Regions from separate parts of the Homo sapiens genome. Here region 1 is linked to region 2. The links are chromatin loops, found by intact Hi-C in ENCODE. Cell type or tissue: sigmoid colon. All regions are shown on one strand. Links, peaks and the distances in the headings refer to the core of each region. The heading gives the core; the rest is flanking DNA. Region 1 has its middle 150 kb from the start of IMPG2. Region 2 overlaps ABI3BP (ABI family member 3 binding protein).

Region 1 (2,925 bases), core at 137-2,636, 190 kb after region 2:
ATCTGGTCTGTATTATCAACACTCTGGGTCTGCAAATAGTTCTGTACATTCCAGAAAAAATAGTTCTCAATCTGGGCTAGACATTAGACTCACCTGGAAAAATGTATTAAATAGCTGATGCCTGGGCCTCGCCCTAAAGATTCTGGTTTAATTAGCCAGGAGTTGTTCTCCTGGATCAGGGGATTAAAAGTTTCCCAGGTGGCTATAACGTATGGCGTAGATTAAGTGGACTTGGGAATGGGGGTGGTAGGAAGTGGGTCAGAGTTCAAATGGCACAGCCTTGATGTAAATTCATATTTGCAAGTAGATTTGAGAGGAAAATTAGACACTAATTCCTCTCACAATCAGTATCGTAACCCTGCTTCTGCTCCCTATTACAACTATTTCCCTTTCAACTGCAGCTTAAAACAAATATTAAAAATTTTGTCATAAACAGTATTGTTAGCTAAGCAAAGATTTCACACCAAGGCTCCACATGTCCCACAGAAAGGACTCTGCAATTTATGAGCCCACTCCCACTGGCCACCCACCCCACCACCTGCCATAACCACTGGAGCTAGAAAACTGCTACAGTGACCTCACCCATTCACCAAAACAGCAGTGTTTCCGTCTACTGTCCATTCTCCTTCCATTTACTGTCTCTGTAGGAAGATGTAAATGTTGGCATTGCATTAGAGAGTGAGGAGAACAAACGTTACCATCCTAAGTGAACTCAGAATGTGTTCATCACATCACCTTACCCTGCATTCACTTATTTTCCTCCAAACCCAAAGCAGGAAAAAGAGGTCTACCTTTCCTGTCTTGTGCAGTCATAGGCTATTTTAATTAGAAGAAAGTATAGATAATTAACTGGAAGGCCTTATTCTATTATAAAAAAAGAAGCTAATTATTTCTCCAAAAAATACTAGTAAATAACACCCTTACGTGACATATTGTCATAACCCTGTTCAAACGAGGACAAGGCCAGTTTATCAGATTTTCCTCTGACTCATAAAATTCTCCACTCCTCCAGAGCCTACAATTCAATTACAGAGAGAAACTATAAACTACCCTACCCTGTAGAGTGCAGGAGAAAAAATTAGCCATCATCTTTATTTATGAGTATTCTAAACAAAGAAGCTGGCAAATGTGGATACAGTCGATGTCTCCCAGGCCACACCAACCAGGGGGTAAAAATAGGGTCACCATGTGTTTTATGCAGGATTTTCTGGCTTTGTTCTCCAGCTACTCTGCCAAAACTTTAGTCCCCTCTTAGAAAACTCTCAAAGAATTCTGGGAGAGAGGTACTAGAACTGATGCTTGTGTTTGCCATGGGTTTCTGTGCTTTTCATCTGTCCTGCTCAAGCTCCCAGAGGAGATAGTGCCTGTCTCAGAGGAATCCAAAGTTGTGAGCTACACCAGCACCACCTGCTAAAGATGATAGCACAGCTGCCCATGTTAAGAGTGCCACGGCCACACTCCAAAGGCACAGTCTTCACTCCTGGATCAGCTGCTGTTACAGAGCTGATAATGGCTTCAGCGATCCGGAGAGGCTCTCGAAGAATGGCTGTTCCTCACCTGACTCTTTCTTGGAGTCCCCTTGCCCCGAGACTTAGGCAACTCCATGGAGTATGGGCCAGAGAACAATATGGTTGAAAGGCATCTGCTCTATTTAAAAGCATTTCTCTCCTCTGGATGTGGTCCATTCTTCCAGAATCAAGCATGTTTGCCTTCATTTTCACTTATGAAATTTTTTTACTGGAGACTCTTCAAGTTCACCAACTCCTCTGGCCCCACTCCTAGTCTTCTGGATGTATTCATTCATTCAAGGACTATGCTAGACACTGAGTGAGGATACAACAATGACCTAGAAAGACCGTCTCCTCCTCATAGACCAAGGTCGATGAGCAAGTTCCCAAGTGGGTAGTTCAGTATGCTGTGTGCATGCAGAGGACAAACGCTTCCTCCTGATACTAGTGTAGTCGAGGAAAGGATCTCACAAGAAAGAAATGACCTTGGAACTTAAACTTGATGAAGAATCAAAAGTTAAAGAAACGAGAGAGAGAGTGGGAGTTAAGGGAGGAGAGATAATTCCAGACATAAATAACATGCACAAAGCCCCAGAGGTCAGGTAGAGCATATCAAATGCCACAGATAACCTCAGAATCCTCACTTTCATCAGACATTTTAACTTTCTGCACCAACAACTTGTAACCACAAAGGGGGAAGAAATGACTGATTGAGCTTGATGTCCTCAGTTTGTCTTTGAGAAGATGTTAATTCAGTGGGGACAGGCCCTGAAGGCAAAATCAGATGAAAATAGAATTGCCAGATAAAATACAGAATGCCCAGTTAAAATTGAATTTTAGATAAATAGTGATAATTGTATAGTATAAATATGTCTCAGATATGGCATGGGATATACTTATGCTAAAAAGTATTTGCTTTTTATCTGGAATTCTAATTTAACTGGGCATATTGTATTTTTATTTGCTAAATCTGGCAGCCCAAGATCATGAATATGACCACAAACTTGGTCACTTCTCACTGGAAAATCAATTGGAAAAAGAAGAGATAAGATTACAAGAGCAGACATCAATGGTAAAAACATAAAAATGCAACTCAAAAAAAAAGGGCTGCAACAGGCCAGCCAACTTTCTTGTCTGAATTCTAAATAACTAAAACCCATGGAGAATGCTCTACAATAGAAAGTAGTGGGTTCATTGCCAGAGGCACTTCATAAGAGCAGGATTACAGAGGAAGGACTCCTAAGACTGAGTCCCCAAGTCACTAGTAACCATCTGCTTGGTTAATGAACCTGATACCAACAGAAAAAACTCCCTGAAGTCATCAAACAACAGGGACAGCTACTCCTGAACTTGTGGTCACATAAAACCAAGGTGTTGACTACATCAGGTTCTTAAGAATTTTGTAGGGTGGAAGGAT
Region 2 (2,925 bases), core at 205-2,704:
TACATGAGAATGCCATGGCATAAGTTTCAAGATGGGGTCTAAGCTAAGACCAAGGAGATGAAAGCTTGGCCTGATCCAAGTTTGTCCCAGGAGGCCCATTTGTTCCTCAGGGGAATTCGGGGATGTAGGTCAGCTACGGGGCAGATCTCAGATCTGGCTGTCTTTAAGCTATCTTGGGCACAGGTCGACTCTTCTAAATGATAGCAGGACCAATACAGATCCACACCCTTGGCCTAAGGCCAGTCCTGAGATGGGCTCTGGAATGAAAGACAAGGCCAACTATGAAGGCCTCTGGAGATGTGGTCCTTTAGCTGCTCTAAACTACCAAACATTTTTCTATGAATTTTTTTAAAGGGATAATTATTCATGTATTTTTCCAATCACTCTTTAATCAGCATTTATGCTCAGTTTTTTTGTGGTCCTGGAAAGGTAATTGATCCCAAAATTCTCTTCCCGTGTTTATTTCCAATTTTCTTTTGCCCATAGGCAAAACTACATTTCCAAAGCCATATGCCAACAGATAAGATTATTTACACTTCTCATTCTATTTTTATTCCATTTAAATAGTCCTTTAAAATTAAAAAGGCATCACATATGCTCCCTACATTAATAGTTATCTATTGCTATATAATAAATTAACCCAAAGCTTAGTGGCTTAATCAACAATAAGCATTCATCATCCATACAGTTTCTGTGGATCAGGTACTTGGGAGGAGCTGAACTGGGCAGTCCTGGCTCAGAATCTCTCATGAGGTTGCAGTTAAGATATTGGCCAGGATTACCATCACCTGAAGGCTTGACTGGGGCTGGAAGATGTGCTTCCCAGATGGCTCACTCCGATGGCTAGCAAATTTGTGCTGGATATAGGCACGAAATCTAAGCCCTTCACCTTGTGGACCTCTCCATAGATCTGCGTGAGTGTTTCATGACACATCAGCTGGTTTTCTCCAGATTGGGTGATCCAAGAAAATGAACAAGGTGTAAACTGCAATGTCCTTTATGATTTAGCCTCTGAAAGTTACATATTTTCACTTCACTTTTTCCATATTTAATGAGTACACAGCCCAGCCTTGATTCAGTGTGCAAGGGGACTATATAAGAGCATGAATAACAGCAGGTGAGAATAATTGAGGGCCACCTTGGATACTACCACACTTAAATTTTTTTATACCACATCAAAAGAAATTACATAAAATAAACTGTGTGTTCACATCTTAGTTACAAAGTATGAGATTTTTCATGGACCATCTCGAGGCCCTCTCTGCATGATCTATGCATATGGTAGTAATTCTTCCAGCCCTTCACTTGACCCATCCTAATTCTTGCTTGGTAAAAGGCATCTGTCTAGACAGCTCTTAAGTTTTATCAGCTCTTAGACTTCTTCAAGAAGCTCAATATCCAAAGACCAACACTCCTGAAAATGCACAGACCCACAAGTGTACTAGTCTACATGCAGCTTCAAGGGTTTTATGGCTCCCCTGAGCTTAAGAAAAGAAGCTCTAACCTGCAAGCTACACACACAATGTTTTCAGCTGGCTGCCAAGTGCAAGTGTCATAGCTAATGCTCAACAATAGGCTGATGTCCAATTCTAGCTGAAGGGCTGGCTAGCACTCTGTGTAAGACAAAATGACAGAAAACATTCACATGAAGTATCAAATTCATCTTTAGTGTCACAATTGTGTCTTTCTTCATTGACCTAGTAAAGTAAACTGTCCATACTTTATTGTGAGTTTTCTTGAATTTGGGTTACAGTTAACATATGCCTCTGGTTAATATTAGGCATTAACTTTAATACATATACACAAGTGGAATGACTCCCACTAATAGCTCATAATGTCACAAAAACCTTTCAACTGAAGTTTTAGACATTACTCACCACCAAACAAGGTTATGTCAAGCGAGTGCTGCCCAGGGCTCCAGCTAGCTATGGTAAAAAATAGTTTCTAATTATAAAAGGCAGCCAGCAAGTTCATCTCAAGAACTAGAGGGTATCACTCTATCAGCTAAATTTTTTTCTACAGACATTTATCATATATTCAACAACAGAAAGCACAAATTCTCCAAATTTCTAGAACTAAGTAAATTAGCTAAGTTTATATTATCCACTTTCTTCAAAGTAGTACCCGAGTGCTTTGTACTGATTCTGTAAAGAGATCAGCATTATTTCTCAATGCATGGTTAATCTCATCAGAATCATCAGTGATAGTTGTTTAACATGCAGATTACCAGAACAACTGAATCAGAATCTGATGTGAGTATAGTAAGGGTGGGAGGAGTGAAAGTGGGGGAGGTTAGGGGAGGCAGGATTCTGCATACTTAGCAGATTCACTAAGTCAGTGGTTTCCAAAATGTGATCCCAGGACCAGCATTGCTAGTATCATCTGGGAACTTGTGAGAAACGCAAATTATTCAAACCATCCCACCTCAGATCTACTGAGTCAGAAACTCTGGGGATGGAGCCCAGTGTTCTGAGTTTATCCAGCCCTCTAAGAGATGATGATGCTTGCTAAGCTAGAGGACCACTGCGCTCAGTGATTCTTTGCTTCTCCATATACTGAGAGTGAGAGTCATTATCTCTAGGTTTGTTAAATAGCCATGTTTCAATAAAACAAAGTCAAGTCATAAAATTTCTTTCATATCCATCTAATTATCTTCCACAACCAGGCCTTGTAGATGTAGGATGCAAGTTCATAAATGAAAAAGGGTAGGTGAGAGACTTTAGATTCAGAGCTGACAAACAGAGGTAAATGTTTCTTGCCATTTTTTTTAAAAGAAGATTACTCTCACAAAATAATAAAGTCCCTAGAAAGAGATATCCCTAAAAGGATCTTTACTCTGTTAATGCTTATCCTTTAATGCCTTTTAAATTATCTGATAATTCACAGGAAATTTATTTAGTGTTAACATCTGTGGTCCCTTTGTGG

What was found. Peaks named below come from ENCODE experiments on the same cell type or tissue, not always from the same donor. Only the 100,000 strongest peaks of a DNase experiment are listed, where the experiment ranks them.
Region 1: it touches region 2 in a loop (13-fold over the local background); 2 of 110 quality-filtered maps call a loop at or near these places.

Annotation. Positions count from the first base shown.
Region 1 is chr3:101,169,173-101,172,097 of GRCh38, forward strand. No RefSeq gene overlaps it. Among named protein-coding and RNA genes, the nearest start is that of IMPG2, 150 kb to the right of the region's middle. In sigmoid colon, for the core only: no CTCF peak of the experiment used is centred there; a DNase peak (open chromatin) is centred at 1,179; H3K4me3 peaks cover 631 bases.
Region 2 is chr3:100,976,653-100,979,577 of GRCh38, forward strand. The region is part of intron 1 of ABI3BP (ABI family member 3 binding protein); the gene reads right to left. Among named protein-coding and RNA genes, the nearest start is that of ABI3BP, 15 kb to the right of the region's middle. In sigmoid colon, for the core only: no CTCF peak of the experiment used is centred there; a DNase peak (open chromatin) is centred at 1,559.